2 separate regions of the Homo sapiens genome follow, and region 1 is linked to region 2. A link is an interaction called in ENCODE POLR2A ChIA-PET data of the cell type or tissue named here. Cell type or tissue: MCF 10A. All regions are shown on one strand. Links, peaks and the distances in the headings refer to the core of each region. The heading gives the core; the rest is flanking DNA.

Evidence for each region. ChIA-PET counts read pairs that join two places held together with the same protein. Peaks named below come from ENCODE experiments on the same cell type or tissue, not always from the same donor. Only the 100,000 strongest peaks of a DNase experiment are listed, where the experiment ranks them.
Region 1: POLR2A ChIA-PET joins it to region 2 with 43 read pairs; 3 of 35 experiments call an interaction of 5 or more read pairs at or near these places.

What each region holds. Positions count from the first base shown.
Region 1 is chr6:42,398,983-42,409,779 of GRCh38, reverse strand. The region is part of intron 2 of TRERF1 (transcriptional regulating factor 1); the gene reads left to right. Among named protein-coding and RNA genes, the nearest start is that of TRERF1, 48 kb to the left of the region's middle. RefSeq lists an enhancer at 7,180-7,229. In MCF 10A, for the core only: a CTCF peak has its summit at 6,271; DNase peaks (open chromatin) are centred at 2,199, 5,159, 6,079, 7,449 and 2 weaker places.
Region 2 is chr6:42,222,406-42,233,202 of GRCh38, reverse strand. It overlaps TRERF1 (transcriptional regulating factor 1), which reads left to right. Exons shown (of 18, transcript NM_001395490.1): 17 at 275-522; 18 at 4,534-8,272. The coding sequence ends at 4,858. It overlaps LOC105375061 (a long non-coding RNA gene), which reads right to left and starts at 8,464. Exons shown (of 4, transcript XR_001744122.2): 1 at 8,344-8,464. RefSeq lists an enhancer at 8,617-8,696. In MCF 10A, for the core only: a CTCF peak has its summit at 2,752 (motif pointing right); DNase peaks (open chromatin) are centred at 6,182 and 8,512.

The sequences.
Region 1 (10,797 bases), core at 877-8,876, 180 kb before region 2:
AACCAAAATGCCCCTTATCTCTACTCTTATTTAACATAGTTTAACAGATGCTTGTCATAACAATATAGGAACAAAGAGAAACTAGAGGGATTGGTATAGGGAAGGAAGAGATAAAAATATCGCTGTTTGCAAATGACACAATTTTTATTCAAAGAAAATTACAAAATCCTACATGGCTGCTTCTGATCAGAAATTAAAGCATTAAAGGGTCAGCATTCCAAAGTTTATGCCTAGATTTCATGCCCTTTTGGCATTTAAAATTCCAGTGAAATACTTCATAATGCAAGAACATGATAATTATAATAATAATCAGGAAAAATTGGTGGACATGCATATCAAAGGATGTTTTGAAAATCTTTTAGGAGCAAGACTTCTCTAAGCAAACAAGGCAGGCAAGCAGTAGTTATTAAAATTGTACAATAGTAGGATAAAGCAGGAAAATGGAAGATCAGTACAATAAATAGATCTAAATGAATGGAAGACATTTATTTATTTATTTATTTTGAGACTGGGTCTCACTGCACCCAGGCTGGAGTGCAGTGGCGTGATCACGGCTCACTGCAGCCTCAACTTCCTGGGCGCAGGCAATCTTCCCACCTCAGCCTCTTGAGTAGCTGGGACTACAGGCATACACCACCATGCCCAGCTAATTTTTTGTAGAGACAGGATTTTGTCATGTTGCCTGGGATGGTCTTGAACTCCTGGGCTCAATTATCTTCCTGCTTCAGCCTCCCGAATTGTTGGGATTACAGGCATGAGCCACCGCGCCTGACCTGGAAGACATTTATATATGACAAATTTGGAGAGGCAAACAATAGTGAAAGAAATAATTTTACAATAAATAGCTCTTGGGAAAAACTAGATAACAGTGTGGAAAAAGTGAACTCAGATTTATATCTCACATCATATGTTATAAATTTTAGATGTATTAAAAAGTTAGTTTTACAAACTCTTAAAACTCAGAGGAAGCAGGTGGTATTTTTTCCTCGAGAGCAAATGTGTTTGAAAATTCCATAAAAATGATCATTAATGGAATGAGATGTGTTCAACTATAAAGGAATAAAATCTATAAGATAAAAATAATAAAATCATGTTAAAGGATGTCAGGGTGCGGTGGCTCATGCCTGTAATCCCAGCACTTTGAGAGGCCAAGGTGGGTGGATCACCTGAAGTCAGGAGTTGGAGATCAGCCTGGCCAACATGGCAAAACCCCATCTCTACTAAAAATACAAAATTAGCCGGGTGTGTTGGCACATGTCTGTAATCCCAGCTACTCGGGAGGCTGAGGCAGGAAAATCGCTTGAACCCGGGAGGCAGAGGTTGCAGTGAGCCGAGATCACGCCACTGCACTCCAGCCTGGGCAACAGAGTGAGTGAGACTCTTTCTCAAAAAAAAAAAAAAAAAAAGATATATATATATATATACACACACACACACGTGTATGTATATATATATATACACACACATGAGTATGTATATATACATACACACACATGTGTATGTATATATACATACACACACATGTGTATGTATATATACATACACACACACATATATATATATATATATTTATTTATATAGCGAAGTTAATGGAAGAGGGAAACAGTTGTAATAAACCAATGGATAAGACATGTTATCAAAGTTAAGCACAGAACTGATGAAGTTCTTTAAGGCAAATACTTAGACTATATTGGTGAAATAACCCAGGCATAGGAACACATCATTTTGTATGAAGCCTGGATCATAAACTGAGAGATACAAAGGTGTTTCACTTTCTTTTTTCTTTACCAAATGCAGGTAATTAGGGAATAGTTAGGCAAATGCTGTGAAAACAATACAGTGGAGAACTCAAACACTTGATACGAGATAGACAGAGCAAAGTTAAGTGCGACAAGAATATGGAATCGCTTACCTGTGCTGATGATGACCTGGTAAATATCTGTGCGCACACGTCCATAAGAATCTGGACAGGTATAGGGCTTATTTGATGTACTTTTGATTAGGTTTTTTTTTTCTCTGTAAAATTGTAAATATGTCATGGAATGTTGGTTTTTAAAAGAAGAAAGGAGGGGGGAAATTCTGTAGTAAAAAGAGGAAATGCGTTGCGGTGGAGAGACGGCACTGGGAAGTCTTCCACATGGAGCTGGATTTGAGTCACTACGTTATCATGTGGTTTTGGACAAGTCACATCTCTCTTCTCAAGCTCCCAGTCTCCACCCTGAGAGGAGGTAATGGTGACACCCACAAATTAGATCACAGGAGTTCTTGACTTCTGAGCAGGCATTCTCTTTGTCGAGCCGGTTTTATGGAATCCTGGAGCCCCTTGCCCACTCTCCCTCGTTTTGTCCCATCTCTGCAGAATGTCTGTAGTTTGGGGGCAGATCCAGGACTAGCGTGACAACAGAGACGGGCAGACAGACAAACACAGCCCCAAACAGGGCAGCCAACAGAGTCATTGCGAATAACGGTGAAAAGAGACTGCAGCCCCCAGCAAATAAATATGTGCCCTTTCCATTTCAGATCTGGAGATGTGGCCTAAGAGGAGAAGACAGAGACTTAAAGAGAGCATTTTGTTGAGCAGACTTAGATTTACCATGCAGTTGAAACTTTTTGTAAGCCTGGTTTGTGGAAAAAGCAGGAAGGAAAGGAGGCCAGCCACTTATCTGGTGTGTTTAGGACACTTTGGGGCATAACTAATGAATTCTAGTGTTGAGTTCCTTTACTTGGGAGCTAGATGACCTTGAGCTTCTTAGCCCAAGCCCCTGTTTCTTCATGTTGAAATGGGAATAACCTCTGTGTCTCCCTGGTTTGTTGTGAGAATGACCTAAGATGTAATGCTTAAATGTTCTTTGTGCTTTTCAGTTACTATTTGTCAAGGTTTCCCCTGGATGCATGCCAAAACAGACACAATGCAGGATCCCATAGGGAATGTGGATTATTGTCCCTGCCTTTGGGGAGCTTGTACATCCAGAGGGAGTGGTTACACAAATCCCTGCAAAGGCTGGGGAGGAGGGGGGTGGGGGGTAAGTGTCATGAGAAGGCAGCAAGGCCAGGGATGCTGTTTTTAAGACGAGGGACATTGGGGCCACTCAGGGCAAGGGGCTAGTGACTGGCTAAGATGCAGTATGGGGGATGCCGGAGAGAGGCAGCATTTGTTGAGGAAGGTTCCAGAAGACATTAGGTAGATTTGAGCAGTCGTCTAGGATATACTGGACATACCCAGGTCTGTTAACTCATTGGAGCCCGATTGCAACCTGTGAGCTGAGGGAACTGGGGTGTGCAGGGACTGGGATGTGAGCTCCTTTCTGGGCTGACTTGGGTCCAGGACAGAGGCCTCTGCCTGCTCTGCCTGTGGTCCTTCCTCTGTACCAATGCCCTTTCAACAAGAGGAGTCATCGGCACTGGCCAGAGTTCATCTTCTTCCGTGGAGTGAGGAGAGGGGCAGAAGAGAAGAGGGTGAAGGGCAAGAAGATTCTGAGATGAAGAGGGAAGAGGAAGGTCAGGAACCAGGAAGGGGGTCTGACTGATTTTCGGGAAGCAGTTGATAGGATGTGGGACCTGGAGTTAGTCACCTGGGGCCAGGTCCCAGCTTTACAGCTGCCAGCCTCCATAACTGTGACCAAGTCAGCCAACTTTTCTGAGCCTCAGTTTCTCCCTCTGTAAAATGAGGATGACTAACTTACCTCCTAGGGATATGAGGAGGACTAACTGAGTTGTATCTGGAAAGTGCTTGGAACTTTCCAGGTCTTCCATACACACTAGCTGCTGCTCTTGTTATTTTTGTGATCACAAAGGATTCTTGCCCCTTGGAAATGACGGTGCTTCTGTGTCATGGGCTTTGTTGCATGGTGGGTCAGTAACACTTTCCCTGTACTCCACAGGGGCAGGTAGTTGCTTCCCCCTGCCTGCTTCTCTCTGTCTTGATCTTCTGCCCCTTCCCTATTTTTTTTTTATTTTTTTTAATTTTTTTAATTTTTTTTTTTTTGAGACAAGGTCTGGCTCTATCGCCCAGGATAGAATGCAATGGTGTGATCGCAACTCACTGCAACTGCCACCTCCCAGGCTCAAGCAGTCCTCCCACCTCAGCCTCCCAAGTAGCTGGGACTACAGATGTGCATCACCATGCCTGGCTAATTTTTGTATTTGTTTGAGAGACAAGGTTTCATCATGTTGGCCAGGCTAGTCTTGAACTCCTGACCTCGGGTGATCTGCCTACCTCGGCCTCCCAAAATGCTGGGATTACAGGTGTGAGCCACCGCACCAGACCCGTCTATTTTCAGTTTGAAGCAGCACCTTCTGTGTGCCAGGCATTTTGCTTTGTAATTGAACGTACATCATCTAATTTAAATCCTCCCAATAACTCTTCTGGGTGGGGCTAATCATTCTTGTTTTTCAGATAAGGAAATGGAGGCCTAGAGAGTCCCACAGGAGGAGATTCAAATTCTGTCTCCATCCCTGAGCACACATCAGTATAACCTTGTGTGCTGGGGCCTCGCATCTTAAGGCTGTGTGAACCAAATTCCCTCCCTTCCTTGTAAGTGACCTCACTGGAACACAGCTGGGATGGTCCTTAACTGCTGCCTTTTCCCTTCCCAATTGTAAGACTTTGAGTCAGAGTACTTAACCCTTAATGCCTCACTTTTCTGTCTATAAAGTGGCAGTGATAACAGCACCTAGTTTGGTAGGGTTACCGTGAAGATTAAATAATACCCAGAGTTCTGGAGCACAGCTGTAAGTGGTGGTTGCTGTTACACTGGTCTGCAACTTTGAACCCTATCCAGCCCCCTGAGAAACTGACCTATCTGCTGACTGTAGCCTGGGGGTGGGTATATTAGCTTTGACTAAATATGTAAAACTTTTAGTGACCCTTCAATCTCCCTGTCCCACCCTTAGGCAAGAGGAATTCTCTTAGTCCTGCAAATGAGAACTGTTCTCTTTTGATGAACACAAAGAAAACCCAAAGTGAGAGTTTCCTAGTAAGAGAAAGCAGCAGCCCTGAGGTATTAGCTCCTTAGGGCCTTGGATTCTGCACTTGCTTAGCTCTGATAGGAAGCAGGAATCGGCACAGAGAGCGGTTAGACGGTAGGATCAAGAGGCAGGAGGAGAGTATCCTGCTGGGGTGAGAGGATAAGGAAATGAGGTTGGGTGGGGCTCCTGACAGGGTTAAGGCCTGTGAATCACCAGAGGCCCTCAGGCTGGGTGCAGTGGGCTGGAGGTAGCTTTTCTGAAAGCCGTGCTTCTTGGAGTCAGCATTGGCTTCACATTCAAGACGGCTGGATTGGGGTGGGGGTAGGGGAGAAAAGGGGGAGTCTTAGAGGAATGAAAATGCATCACGTGGCCACAGCAAGAATCCAGAGAGGAAATGATTAGAATTGTGCTATGGAGTGAAAAAGTAGGACTAGAATGGAGAGATAATTTTGTAGTTCCCTGGATGTGGAGGTGTGCAGGGGAGTCTACGGTGACCCCCAGCTTTTAGCATGTTACTGGATGCTTGGTGGCACCATTGACAAAGATGAGGAGGAACCCAAGAGAAATAAGGTGAAAGATGTTGAGCTGAGATTACCTTTTGACATGTTGAGCTTGAGAAACCCATGGGAACTACAGTTAGAGGCATCTGCTCAGAAGAATGTCCTGGCTGGAGTCGGGCACCATCTGCAAACAGATTCTAGTACTTGAGTCTAGTACTCAAGACTCCCAGGCACAGCATGTTCCCTCTTGCAGGTGGGGTGGGGTCAGGCAGAGTGGTGAGTGGCCGGAGAGGCACCCACGGAGTGCCCCATACATGCCTGGCACCAAGTTGGGAGCTAGGTTCTCTGCAAGCGGGCTCTGTGGCAAGGCCTGGGGGGGGTCTCATGGAATTTCAAGTCTGTCAGTGCGGATGAGCCCAGCAAGAAGAATGTGGGCAGGGAAAGCATGGACAGTGGACAATGAAGCCCTGGAGGACACTAACAGCTCTAGGACTGGAGACCATAGATTTGAAGGATATAAGCTCCGGTTACAAAATGCGCTCTGGAATGTATCCCATTCTGCTGCTTACAATCTGCCCCACACCTGCAGGGTGGAGTACAAACTCCTTAACACAATGTGCACAGCCTGCCTGGACCTTGCCTTGTCTTAGCTTTCTAGGGCTGCTGAAACAAAGTACTACATACCGGATGACTCAAAGCAACAGAAATGTCTGCTCTTGCAGTTCTGGAAATTTGAAATCAAGGTATTGGCAAGGTTGGTTCCGTCCAGGGGTTCTGAGGGAGAAACTGCTCCGTGCCTCTCTCCTGGCTCCTGGTGGCTGCTGGCGATCCTGGGTGTTTCTTGGCTTGTAGCAACATCACTGCAATCCCTGTCTCCATTGTCACGTGGCATTCTCCGTGAGTGTGTGTGTATGTGTGTGTCGCTATTTTCTCTTTTTATAAATAAGGGCATCAGTCATTGGATTAGGTGAGCTTAAGATGAGTATAACCTCATCTTAACTAACTATGTCTGCAAAGACCCTATTTCCAAATAAAATCACATTCTAAGATTCCAGGTGGCCGTGAATTTTTGGGAGACAACCTAGCACCAGCCTCGTTTTTACCTGCTTTTTTGGGCCTTATTTCCCTCCCACTTTCATGGCCTTTTTTGGGGAAGATGTCCAGAATCTACCCCAGCTGAGGTTTGCTGTCTCTGTCTCGTGAGCCGCTCCCTCTCTGTGAGCACCCCAGTACTTTCTTTTTTGCACCCCAATACTTTCTTTATTGTCCCTGTCCTAACTAGGCTCCAGCTTCCTCAGAACAGGGACTGGACCTCGCTCCTCTCTCTTTGTCAGCAACTTGGTGGCTGAGAGCCTCACCTTCAGGGTGCCACAGAAGCGGGTGTGAGTCCAGGCTCCCCACTTAATTAATGTGCGACCCTGGGTGACTTCCCTGACCTCTCCTAGCGTCAGTTTTCTCATCTGTAAGATGGATCTATTAAATGAGAAAAGGTATGTAAAGCAGCTAGTCCGGACTTAGAATCTCCATGAGGGCAGCATTCGATCTTGTTTTGCTCACCTTTGTGTATCTGGCACTTAGCATGGTGTCTGATGTAGTAGGTGCTCCGTTAATATTTGTTGAATAAGTGACCACATGGGGAGACTTAGCTTGATAAGAAATGACTTTATAAGAATTCAGAAGGGTAGACATTTGGTAATAACCAAATCAACAACAATAACAAAAGAAATGACTTATAAGAAGTGAGTTCTGTGTTTATGGATGTGACCCTTCCTTAGAAACCCCCCTTCCCCCTGCCTTCAGTCCCTAAGAGCTGGGTAATTACAGTTTGAGTTGCAGCTAGATGCTGACGAGTAGCGGTGAACAGGGGTCTCAGTTTTAGTCAGGCTCACAGCCCTGCACCCGGTGTTTCTCTTTCATGTGGATGGAACAAACTTCAGCTTATTACATTAGCGGTACCTATGGTGGCTGCAATAGATGAGTCACCATTTACTGTAAAGCTTTCAGATGCCCGGCAGATGCATGCCAGTTGGGACTGACAGGGCCCTCTGCAATACAGGCAACCCAGCCTCAGGGGTCTAAAAAGACATAGAAAATCCTTTTTATGGTCCCAAGTAGTACCAAGGTCTTGGGTGAGGGTCCATAGCCATCTTAACTTCTTCATTCCTAAATTTACTACTGGAAGTTAATTTTGGTCTCCAAACAGTGGAAGGCACATTTTGGAGCCAACTAAACAAGTCTGTGCAAATTGGTGTTTACTTGCTTCTAGACTAGAGGTTTATGTTGCATCTGTTTTGTTTTTATGTAAAATATTAATTTTTAATAAAAGGACCCACTCTTATTTCTTCGTTATCGGCTGCTGAGAGGAATGCTTCAAAGCCCAAGACCTTTTTCCTTAAGTAGAAATGTAGTTGGCTCCTGTCTGCCTGCAGGTGGTGGTTTTCTTTTCAAGAAATGAATCCGTGAAGTTCCATTTGGTCTCCAGTGGTACACAGGGCTTGAGGCATTTCAATCTTTGGGGATGAACTCAGTTGTGAAGAACTGAAAAGACAAGACTCCCAGGCACAGCATGTTCCCTCTTGCAGGTGGGGCGGGGTTGGGCAGGGTGTGGAGAGTGGTAAGTGGCTGGAGAGATACCCACGGAGTGCCCCATCCATGCTGGCACCAAACTGGGAGCTAGGTTCTCTGCAAGCAGGCTCTGAGGCAGGGCCTGGGGGTCTCATGGAGTTTGAAATCTGGTGGGGCGGATAAAATCTTTTTGTGCATGTCTGTATGCTTATCTGTGCCTTGGAGCTCTGGTTAAGTTATGTAGCCTCTCGGCCTCAGTTACCTCATCCGTAAAATGGGGATAATAACAATTTTCCTGAATTGGGTGGTTTTAAGCATTTGATGAGATATTTAAAGTACCTGGTGTAGGCCTACAGCATAGTAGGGCTGAAAAGGTGTTAATTGTAATGATGAGAAGTGTTGTGAATCTTTTCTTTTGAGAGCACGGATGGTGAAGGGAGCCTTTGGTGAAAAGAAGGGTGTTGAGATAGTCCTTCTGGGTAACTGGTAGTTGACGGCCTGGTTTTTTATGGTAATTAATTCAGTATCTCAGATTGGCCTCTGTACTCATTTGGCTGGTTGCTGCCTCTCCACTGAGGTATTTGCTGCTGGCCCCCATAGAATACCTGCCCTTCCCACCCTCTGTGGCCTGTGCCCTCCTCTTCAAAGGCTTCTCAAATGATTGGCCCCGGATGCTTTGACAGGGCCGTGCTTTTCTGGTGCATTGGGAGGATGGCCAGGGGCCCCTGCAGTTTAGTTCACACCCCTCCACCTTTCTCTGGCCAGTGAAGCAGAAGAGGTGGTGAATTCTGTCCTTTCCAAGGCCCCAGTTGGGACTCGGGTCTCCTAGACAATCTTGTGTCTTCCTTGGGAGCAAGACCTGTCAAGAACATCTATTTGAGATTCTGAAATGTGGTGCTGTCTGGGACACAGCCAGTGTTTATGGGGGTGGTGGTGACAGACTATTTGACATTGGGACTTTGGGGACATTCAGGATAATGGTTGCCATGGCTGGACACCCATTACACCTGCCTCCTTTTTTATTGCTGGTGTCTTCTCCGTGAGTCCTCGTCTTCTCCCATCCCCAGCTTTGTGGGGAGGTGATTGTCCTAGAGTGGAGCCCCCTTGCTTCTGGAACCCACAGTCTCACAAGGATGCTGCTGTTCCTCCAGCCAATGTTTACTGCCCTTCTAAGGGCATGGGCCCTGGTGGTGGTGGGTGATTGGGGTTGGGGAAAGGTTGTGTTTTGTTTGCAACTGCATCCCCAGGTGTACCCCCAATAAGCAAGCCAGTGTCAAGCAATCGTGAATGCTTGTGCCAAAGGAAAGCCCCTCACAATGAGATGGGGTGAAACTGCTGCCCCCGCCCCACCTCACAGGATAGTTATATTTGTTATTATCTAGCTGCCTTACTCCTCCTTCTTGGCATGTGTTTGCATGCTGGGCTGCGCAGCTGTCATCAGCTGTCATTTGGGTTGTATCACATGGAGCCGTACGAGACCCCTGTGCTTGGTTCTCCATTGTGTAATAGTGGTGCTGCATTTAGGGTGTAGCTGGCTGAGGTTAGGTTTATGGTCTGTGACTGGGACCAGGAGTATTTTTCTCCACACAAAAGATGCAGGTCCTGTGACTCCTCTTTGGAGACGACTGGATCCAGTGAAAGCAGGTTTTCCTCTGGGGTGGGTTCCATTGAGTGACAATCAGGATTCTAACACAATTCTGATTCCAAAGAGTATGTTCTTTCCACAGTCTCACAGTGACTCCTGGAATATCAGATGGCTCTAATACAAGAATTCCATCTATTTGAGGTCCTGTGGGACCCTCTTGGAGAACAGAAAGAGTGTGGATTAATGGTGGGCAACAAAAGTGACTTTCTCCATTCACTACCACACCATAGAGGATCTGACCATGGGGGATGGATGGGAATGAGAAACTAGGGTAGAGAAGCTGGCCTCTGTTCCCAGAGCATTCAGTTACTACCAGACATGTTCAGAATGCCACAGTTCTAGTCTCAATGACCCACTGGAGGTGTTCTCTCCTCCCTACTCCCTCTCCTTCCCCATGGTCAAGTTCTGGTTACTTCAAATCAGCATTAGGCCTGGAACAGACTACAGCAATGCATGTGACTTTTCCAAAGTCTTAAAACTGGAAGAACTTGCTTGCTCCAGTGTTTTAGATACAAAGCTACACCGGGACTGCATTGGCCAGGGACCCCAGCGCTGCAGCCGCTCCAAGGTCTGGGTTCTTTCCTGGTTGTGTGCTGGCATTTGGGTGTTGGCTTCCATTCAGGAGGACCTCTTCCTTTCATGCAAGCAGATACCTGAAGACACCCAGGTCCCTCGCTTGGTAGTCTGGAACGATTTCACTGTCAGGGGAGCTCTGGGGTGGAATTTAGTGTGGTGGGGTCTATACTTTCTCTTTGATCATTTTAGGTTTAGTATGTTTTTGTCTGTAAAGGGAATGATAACTCCAGCTCATTACTATAATTTGACTACAGTATTGGTTTAATGAGAAACCTATGAGAGGGACCTACTTCCTTCTGATTTTTGTTTTATTTAAAAAAAATTCTGTACATTCTGTTTCATTTCTCTTCCATTGGAGTTTTCTTTTTAAAAGTCACCAAACAACAAAACCATTTAGAAAATAAAATGGACCCTGGGGACTATGTAGCATTTTCTCTCCATGCTGCCTGACTTCCTTCCATCTGGTTAAATCTCTCCCTGTGTTTTCCAGGCGGCAGGTGGTGAGATGGAGAAACTGAGGCCCATAGAGGGGATGGGAATTGA
Region 2 (10,797 bases), core at 1,802-9,801:
TAGTTATAGTAGAGCTGGGTCCAAACCCCTGACGTCTTGACTTCTAGACAGTAGCTTTATTCTTTATCCTGTGCCACGTCGCTTCTTCTCTTCTGATTGTAGCAGTGATGAGGTTTTGATTGGCACAGGATCTGTGGTTGTGGTATTTGATCTTTACCTTTTGTAGCATATGCCCAAAGTTTGCTTATATAAAACCCTTGTGCCCTGTCATTAGACAGTTTCAAGTATTCCATGTTTACCACTGAGTAACTAATAACCCTAATTTCCTTTTCAGGACTGTAGATGTCATGTCACTCCCTTTCTTCCCCAGGTGTTCAGCTCCCGACAGGCACTGAATGGCCATGCCCGCATCCACGGGGGCACCAACCAGGTGACCAAGGCCCGAGGTGCCATCCCCTCTGGGAAGCAGAAGCCTGGTGGCACCCAGAGTGGGTACTGTTCGGTAAAGAGCTCACCCTCTCACAGCACCACCAGCGGCGAGACAGACCCCACCACCATCTTCCCCTGCAAGGAGTGTGGCAAGTAGGTGCAGGGGACCGGGGACTGAATCTGAGTTCATGATGGGTAGTCGCTCTATGGGAGCTGGGCCAGGATGGCCTGAGGTTTCTTCAATCAGAAAAAAGAACTTAGACCTCAAAACTCTTCTTCGTGTCATCTTTGGGATGGGTATGTAGTCCTGTTGCAGACTCAGAATATGGCCATTCTGTTATCTTAGAGCCTTGTAAGGATGGATATCTTCAGAGAGTGAACCTGTAAGTTACAAAACTTCACTCTTTCCCAGGAATGGCAGGTGGGACTCTGGTTCCCACTCCTTCCCTTCACACCCAAGCTATGTTCACTAGCATTACTCTGTTTGGATCCCCGCTGAATGATTTGAGAATGGCTCTACAACATCTAATCAGGAACTCTCTGTAACACAGATGGCTCATACAGGGTAATCCTACCACCTTCGCTTACTTCTGTGACTAAGGCAGACATCACTAATCAATCACCACACTTTGCTATCACTTTAAGACAAAGCCTCAATTACTTTTTGTTGTCATGCTTCAAGCTGCACAACCAATTAATCAGAGTTGACACATGAAATAAAACCTATTTGTTATCCTCCCCTTTTAGGTATAATTTAAAAAACAACAACAGCTAAAGAAAAAAAGTAACGAGATAGTAATTATAATAGCTAACATTTACTGAGCATTTACTTTGTTACATGCTTTATGTGTGTGAGCTCACTTAATCCTTACATAGAAACTCCATGTGATACAGATACTGTTTTTTTATCTTTGTTTTACAAATAAGGGTTTAAAAATTAGGTAAAATGACTTGACCTAAATCACAGTGCCAGTAAAGAGCAGAACTGAGATTTGAACCCAGTTTTGTCCGAATGCAGACCTGGGCTTCTGACCACTGCTCTTTCCTTTTGGTTTACTTTGTTTTTTGCTTTAGGTAGAAAATGCCATTGATGGTAAGATGGGTGATTCCCTCCCACAGCCTCCAGTAGAGAATTCCAGTGTACTTCTCAATGAGTCCACCTGACTGGAAGGGTACTACATTGTTATGAATTACATCCTTTAGGAGCCTTGCTGAGTTCCTCTTCCCATAATTCCTAGTGCCTCGAGCATGAAAAGGAGTATTACCTGGGAGAGATGCTGCCCAAGTGGTTTCTGAAACTCTACCACGAAAACATCCCTAGTTACATCAGCAAGGCTAGGTGGGACCTCTACTTATACATCCTCATAGAGTAGAGCAGGCAACTTAATAGTAACTGCTGTTTATCAGGTACTAACTATGTGCCTGGCACTGTTTTAAAGGATTCTTTACATGTTTTAGTCTGTTTTGTGTTGCTACAACAGAATATCACTGACTGGATAATTTATAAAGAAAATAAATTTATTTCTTATAGTTCTGGAGGCTGGGAAGTTCAAGGTCAAGGGGCCTGCATCTGGCAAGGGCCTTCTTGCTAAGTCATCCCATTGTGGAAGGGCAAAGAGAGGGGAGAGAGAGCAAGAGGTTGAACTTGCAGCCTCATACCCTATTATAATCGGCATGAATCCATTCATGAGGGTGAGGCCCTCGTCACTGAAACACCTCCCATTAGGCCACACCTTCCAACATAGCTGCATTAGGGATTCAGTTTTCAACATGTGCTGTTTGGGGGACACATTCAACCCATAGCACATGTACTGATTAATCTTTAAAATAGCCCTATGAGGCAGGTACTTTTAGGAGCTTCTTTTTTACAGGCAGAAACTGAGGCACAGAAAAGTGAAGCCCCTGTTGCAGTTCACAGCGAGCAGCCTAGTGGGGATTCACACCATGCAGGCTGGCCTGGCCTTGTGCTCCTGGCTCTATGCCATGCTGCGTCTGATTAAGCCCAGCTTGATGGCACCCACCAAAGTGAACTGGAACTAGCAGATCACTTCCCCCCATGAAGCACAGGGATGGGAGAGATGGGATTCGGTGTGGGTCTCCTCCACACCCTGCTGTCCTTCCAAGCTGGCCATGATGTCATTTTAACATCACCACCCACCACACACTGGTGCACCATGGAAGAAATGGGCCCCTGGATTGATCTTAAGGCTTTTTTAATTGAAATAATGATGGAACCACCCTCAGCTGACTCTCAGTGATCTCCCGCTTATTTGTCCTGGAGTGGCAGCATCAGGGTATCAGGGTCTTGCCAGTTTTCCCCCAGAGGAGCTAGCACCACCCACTCATTAGGCTCAAACAGGCTACAACGCTACATTCCACCAGGTGGAGACAGAGGATGATTTAACTTAAAAAAAATCAGTATTTCATGTTTCCCAGCCATGTCTCAGTAGCATCTATTAAATGTTTTTTTTTTTGGAGTCTTACGTTGCTTGGAAACTTTTTCTACCAGAAATCCAGTTATGATTTCATGGAAAATACAAATGGTTTCTGTGGCTTTTCCTAACTCAAAATAACATTAGGCAAATGTTCACAAAATACCTCTTAGAGGTGCTGAAATTATGTTTGTTACATTTAACCATTTTCAGTGTGTCCAAGCAGAATTGTGATTTATCAGCCCCGTTGGACTCAGGCCTTAGAAACCAGGTGTTTTGTGTGTGTGTTTTTGTTTTGTTTTGTTTTTTCCTTCATGAGCTCAGAAGTGACTAAAGAGTATTATGCCACCCCCTCTCCATAAACAGTCTCACACCTGGGCACGCTTCTTCTGAAAAAGGTCCAGATAGTTAATATTTGAGGTTTTGTGGGCCGTTTACTGTCTTTATCATAACTGCTCAGCTGTGCCATTGCAGCACAGAAACGGCCATCAACATTGCATAAACAGACATGGCTATGTGCCAATAAAACTTTATTCCCAAAAACAGTCAGGATTTGGCCCACTGACCATAGTTTGCAGACCTCTCATCTAAAGAATTAACCCCAGCAATATATCATTTTATCCCCGGGTTTCTCAACCTCAGCACTGTTGGCATTTCAAGTCTGCCAATTCCTTGCTTGGCGAAGAGGGAGTGTCCTCTGTGTTGGAGGATGTGTAGCCATTATGATAATATCATGGCCACAAAGCAGGGGCCTTAAGTGAAAGGGAGTAGTAGATGTAGCTCAGAAGTCAAGTACAATAAAGACAGGGGCCACTGAATTTGGCCACACAGAGTTACCAGTGACCTCGAGAAGAGCAATTGGGTTGACAGGGAGAGGACAACAGTCCACTTGGAGAGGAAGAAGCAGAGAAAAAAGAGATCCACCAAGTGCGTGTGGGCAGATCCTTCAAGAATTTTGACCGTGGGTTGGGCGCAGTGGTTCACACGTGTAATCACAACACTTTGGGAGGCCAAGGTGGGAGGATCACTTGAGGCCAGGAGTTCGAGGCCAGCATGGGCAACATAGCAAGACTCCATCTCTACAAAATATTTAAAAATTAGCCAGGCATGGTGGTATGTACCTGTAGTCCTAGCTAATCGAGAGGCTCAGGTGGGAGGATCACTTGAGCCCAGGAGTTCAAGGTTATGGTGAGCTGTGATCACACCAGTGCACTCCAGCCTGGGCAATAGAGAGACACCCTGTCTCTATTTAAAACAACAACAACAACAACAACAAAACCAACAACTTTCAACTGTGGAGGAACAGGGACAGAGGCCAGAGGCAGATGGTGGGTTGTTTCATGATGGGGACCATCAGGGCTTGTTAGCATGATTTAGAAGATTCTCCAGTGGAGAGGGCATGGTCAGTGATGAGGAGAAGGGGGAGGCTGAAAGAGGAGAAAGAGCCTGTGCTCCAGACTCCAGGTGGACAGGAGGCCTTTGAGAATTCCTCCTCCATTGTCACAGGAAGGAAGCCTGAGGCACAGTAGGTGTGTTCTGTCCCCATCCCTTTCCTTGTAATGCTTGGAGAGGAAGGAAGAGAGGTGACAGGTCACAGGGGAAGGAGGTCCTAGAAGCCGAGCAGCCAGGGACTTTGTCAGACCACACACCCCCATTCCCCGTAGGACACCTGGATTTCCAAGAACTCAGATCTCCTTCTAAATTCTACACACCTCTCTTTCTTTATTTTTAGAGTCTTCTTCAAGATCAAAAGCCGAAATGCACACATGAAAACTCACAGGCAGCAGGAGGAACAACAGAGGCAAAAGGCTCAGAAGGCGGCTTTTGCAGCTGAGATGGCAGCCACGATTGAGAGGACTACGGGGCCCGTGGGGGCGCCGGGGCTGCTGCCCCTGGACCAGCTGAGTCTGATCAAACCCATCAAGGATGTGGACATCCTCGACGACGACGTCGTCCAGCAGTTGGGAGGTGTCATGGAAGAGGCTGAAGTTGTGGACACCGATCTTCTCTTGGATGATCAAGATTCAGTCTTGCTTCAGGGTGACGCAGAACTATAAAGCCCTGTGTGTCACTTAGAGACAGTGAAAACCCACGGCCTCCATCTTCATTAATCAGGAAACCTGGACTGCCTGCTTGTTTTGTAACCCTTTTAAACTACCTGTTTTAAAAGTGGTCATTTTATTCAGGTTTAGAAAAAAAAATCCTATTTCTTTTCCTTTTATTTAAAAAAATTTGTTTTTGTGGGGGGTTGGGGGAATAAATAATTGGCACAACTATCTTTAAGAGGTGTTTCATCTGGGCTACCTTCTCATGAAATCATTCCCAGTAGGGACTGAAGCTGACCTTCATGTTCCATTGCATTCAGATGTCAACCATCCCGGTTGCCTTTTATCCCAAAGCTTGCTGTGAGTGTGTGTGTGTGAGACGCAGGCGACCCTCTTAGTACTGGGGTCTTGGGGCCAACTTTTCCCATCAAGCGTTACTTTGATTCTGTTCTGACCTCATTCCATAGTTTGCAGTGAGCATGGCATCTTTGCCTGGAGATACTATGCTAGGGGCAGCTTTCCAGGGGCAAAGCAAGCCCTCGTGTTACACGGCTCTCCTCCAGCTCACACGACATGTGAGGAGATGACCAAATGTGAAAACAGGTTTCCCCTGTGTTGCCCGTCATCCTTTGGCCCGTTCACAGGAATGGAGTACTGTATAATTTTAGGCTTTCATTCCCAGCAGTGTTTACTGAGGACCTGGTTTTCTAGAACAGGTGTGTCCTGTCCTCTTCCATGTTCCCTGGGGGCTGGTCAGCTCCAAGTTGTGGGTGGCAGAGCTGTGTTTCAGCATGAACTGACTAGAGACCCATCTGGAGGCAAATATTAAGTTGCCAGGACTGCTTTCACTTCAGGGTGATTGAAGGACACATATTGAAGTACCTAGAATGCCAGAAAGTGTTCTATTGCCCAAAAAACAAATCAGAAAAGCCTATTCTTTTTTGCAACGCTGTTAATGATTAGTGGAGTTCTGAAATTACTTTGTGCCACTTGGAAGTACTGTGAAACCGCATTCACTGGGATTTTGCTGTAATTCACATCCGCTGGACTGAAGTTTACCTTGATGTTAGCTATAAGAAATAGTTTTCTAACACATACGATAGCAAATACAAGACAAATAGCATTGAAGGCCAACAAAAATGGCTTCAGATACACCTTAGCTATAATGTTTGCATTCAAACAATGAATGTATTCATCACAAGTCACTTACCAAAGCACTTCTAGACTTCTCCAACCTCCATGACTTTGCTCTGCTTCCTCCTGTCCCTGTCAGCAGGGTTGCTGTTTGTACTTGAAGGTAATAAACCTGTAATCCTTCAAAAATGCCATTTAGCCCCAGGCTTCTGAGCTGAGTCAGACTGACCCATCCCACCGTTAGGGCAAAAGTCAGGCTGGGACACAGCGCCAGTACAGAGAGGATCCTGCTTCATGCAACTCCCCTTTTGGAGTTAATGCAGCGTGATTTCCTGGGCCGGTGTTTTCAGGCATCGCCCACCCCAGGTATGCTGGTTCCCAGCTCCACGTAGGTGTGCCTATCACGCTGGGCCACTTTGCTGACAACATTCATAGCTTGACATGAGAGAGAATATCAGCAGAAGCATGAGAGTAGGACCTGACGTCTTTGACTCTGCAAAAGCATTTAGCACACACTCATGGGGGGGAACTGGCTGTGAGCCACAGCAGCCCCACACAGACAGTGGTCTCTGAACTTCAGGAAAGCCATGGACAGAAAAAAAAATAAAATTCTTTTCCATCATTCTATTTTCAAAGAGGTCTTGGCGTTTTCCTACATCTTTTGTTTAGAGGGGGAAAAAAGTTTCATTTGCTGCCATTTCAGAAAGGTTATGCTATCCTGTTTTATCCAAGCAGTTGTGAGTCAGGAACTGCCTGGGCAGTGTGCATCAACTTTGTGGCCGAACCATTACAGCTGTCATATCCTTGGCTGATCGTCTCTCCCAGGGACTACTGCCCTCCACTTAGTGTCTGAGGGTAAGCCTAGAAGGGTGCTGCTATTGGGTCTATGGAAGCTTATCTATCAAAGGAGCAAACATCCAGAAAAGTGTTTATAAAGCAAATGTATTGCCTCTGTTTAGAGATTTGCCCAGCTGTTCCAGTTTTAAACATTAAAAAATAAACTCAGTTGCCATGGCAAAAATAGAATGCACAGCTTACTTATAATTTTCCATGCAGTATAGCATAAGGATTTTTGACTTGAAACAACCAAAGAACTCCTCCTTAACGAGACAGTTCAAATTCCTGAATTAGTATTTCTTGACTATCAACTTAAAGAATGGACTTCCTAGTACAATGTTGCACTTATTTTTTTTTCTGAAATAATTCTGCCTGCATGTATGTGTTGTGTTTTAGCTTCTCCCCTTACCCCACCCCAAAGATCTTTTCTTCCTAATGGTTAATGTCTCAACTCGGTTACTGTTTACTATCAGATGGTTTTTCATTAGTGAATTTAGACCTCTTTGAGAAAGCTTGTATATAAAAAGTTAACAGATATATTTTATGGAAAAACCCATCTTATTTTCAAATATATTTAACTGCTGTTATATTTTATTAGAGGAAGGTTGTAAATATTTTCTAGGAGTTCTATTGTAAAGAAAAGTATTTTTGAAAAAAATTAATGTAATAAAAAGGAAAACATTTTTAAATAGTGGTTGTGATTGCTTCCTGTTCTGGCTTCGTTATGTTCTATTCTCAGCAGATGAATTGCATGCCTTCCATATCAGGATGTAATTTATTCAGGTTTGCACTATTATAAGTTGACATCATAATATCTAGTGTGCTTAACTGTATTTTCCCGGAATGCAAGTCCCTTGGTCCATATTAAAGCACTATGTATAGCATATTCATAATTTTTCTTTTGTAACGTGTGTATTTTTAATAAGGATTTTATGTAACATTTTGGCAACAAGAGGACCGTATTTTCTAGTGAATTTTATAATAACATTTTGCTAAAAATGTTTCTTCCTAGGTCAGTTTTTGTTAAGGTGAACCAAAAGTCTTATTTTACCAGGGGTTTAAAAAAAGTTTGAAGCTTGAAAGCAAAGTTATATTTAAACATCATATGTAACAAATAAATAAAGATGTTTTATAGACTTGTCCTAAAAAGGTGCATTCCTTAAAAAAAAAAAAAAGAAAAAAAAAGGAAACTGGGGCATTCTAGGTTGTTTCCCCTCCAAGTGATAAGCTTTTTTTTTTTCTTAATTATCACAATGCTTCTTCAAAAAGGGAACCAGGGAAATTTTATTTAACACATTCTAATCATTAGCCTCTCAGAAAGTTATTACAGTTCCTATAGATGGGCATTCATCAAATGGAGATGTAACCAAACAGACACTGTCATATTTATTTGTGAAAACCTGATTCAATATTGCATCAGCTGCTCTGAAAATAAAATATTAATCTTTTGCGTTTCGTTTGGCTTAAATATTTCTTCTTTCTAGCCATTGCTATGACTTCTCAATGCTGGATAAATGCTAGTTTACCTGTTAATTGGTTTCCGTAGACAACAAGTTTAAGTCGGCTGATCAAATTTAATGATCATTATTAAAGTGTCCCCCGACTCCGAAGACCAGGACATACATTTCTGCTATTCAAGCAGTGGATGAACCACTTGGGTTCGTAAACCTTATGACTCAAACTGTGTCATAAACTCAAACTGAGTCATAAACCTTATGACTCAAACTGTGATTCAAGGGAGCACACTGTGACATACAGGTGTCTTACACTAAATCCTCCACAAAGTCTTAAGTCCACCCCGATTTATTTGCATTTTAAATCTGAATTTCCAAATTTGAGTAAGTAAGTTTACTTTTTTTTTTTTGACAGTCTTGCTTTGTTCCCCAGCCTGGAGTGCAGTGGCACGATCTTGGCTCACTGAAGCCTCCACTCCTGGGTTCAAGCAATTCTCACGGGTCAGCTCCTCTAAGTCCACCCCGATTTATTTGCATTTTAAACCTGCATTTTCAAATTTGAGTAAGTATGTTTACTTTTTTTTTTTTGAGACAGAGCCTTGCTTTGTTCCCCAGCCTGGAGTGCAGTGGCATGATCTCAGCTCACTGAAGCCTCCACTCCTGGGTTCAAGCAATTCTCACGGGTCAGCCTCCCAAGTAGCTGGGACTATACAGGTCATGCACCACCACACCTGGCTAATTTTTGTATTTTATTAGAGGCGAGGTTTCGCCATGTTAGCCAGGCTGGTCTCGAACCCCTGGCCTCAAGAGATCCGTCTGAGGCCCGCCTCGGCCTTCCAAAGTGCTGGGATTACAGGTGTGAGCCACTGCACCTGGCTGTATGTTTACTTTTTTTTTTTTTTTTTTTTGAGACAGAGTCTCCCTCTGTCACCCAGGCTGGAGTGCAGTGGTGTGATCTCAGCTCACTGCAAGCTCTGCCTCCCGGGTTGATGCCATTCTCCTGCCTCAGCCTCCCGAGTAGCTGGGACTACAGGCGCCCGCCACCACACCCTGGCTAATTTTTTGTATTTTTAGTAGGGACGGGATTTCACCTTGTTAGCCAGGATGGTCTCGATCTCCTGACCTCATGATCCACCCGCCTCGGCCTCCCAAAGTGCTGGGATTACAGGCGTGATGTATGTTTACTTTTCATGGTCAACAGAAAACTATAGAAGAACTTTCAAATTCTGGATTTCATACAGAAGTTTACAGAATTTTACAAAAATAAATTTGCTTTAAGTGGGGAATGCCTATTCAAGACCTTGATCTAGATTCTTTTGGAGGGTGGGGGGGGTGGGGAAGGGGGGTTGTTGTTGTTTTTAAACTAATAGAGACAGGGTCTCACTATGTTGGCCAGGCTGATGTTGATCTCCTGGCCTCAAGCAATCCTTCTGCCTTGGCCTCCTGAAGTGCTAGGATTATAGACATGAGCCACTGCACCTGGCCTCTTTTGGATTTTTTTTGTTTTTGAGACGGAGTCTCACTGTCGCTCAGGCTGGAGTGCAGTGGCGCGATTTGGGCTCACTGCAACCTCCACCTCCCGAGTTCAAGGGATTCTCCTGCCTCAGCCTCCCGAGTAGCTGGGACTACAGACCACCACGCCTGGTTAATTTTTTTTTTTTTTTTTTTTTTTTTTTAGTAGAGATGGGTTTCACCGTGTTAGCCAGGATGGCCTGGATCTCCTGACCTCATGATCCACCCACCTTGGCCTCCCAAAGTGCTGAGATTACAGGTGTGAGCCACTGCGCCTGGCCTTTTTTGGTTTTTGACTTTAATTTTAGCTGTTTACTTTAGACAACCTATACCAAATAAAATAGCTATTCCTCTAGAAACTGTGTGCCTTAGCCAGTGCTGTAAATTTAAAGTCTACTTCTGGAGGCCTAATTGGAAGATTTTTTTCTACTTTTATTCAGTCAGTCGATCCTCATGAGCCACCATTATTCCATACTGTATTATACAGGGGGAGGAGAGTGTATAAAGATGGCTGTACATGATTCCTTCCTGCCAAGGAATTTAATACCTAGAAAGACATATGGGGGCCTTGGAACAGATTCAATTCCAGGATTGAGAAGAGACCTATCAATATTCGGAATCCTCTCACCATCACCCACATGTACACAGCAATTTATAGCGGGTGCTCAGCAACTATTTGTTCAATGAGTTAACTCGCCAGTCCTCCAGGTACGCTCATCCATGTGTGCATTTGGCAGAGAGAGAATGTGTGTGTAAATCCTGAATTCCATTTACTCCCTATCTACCATCCTCAGCCACCGCCAGCGAGCTGAGATGTGCTCTAGGAATGTGGATGAGAGTTCATGTTGACACAGCAAAGCATAATTAGGAAGACATTTTAAGAAATTGAATAATATATTCCTAAGAGAACCATAAGTGATCTTTGAATTGTAGATATCCCTGTGTAAAGGAGCCAAAGGGCCAGTCGTGATGGCTCACTCCTGTAATCCCAGCACTTCGGGAGGCCGCGGCGGG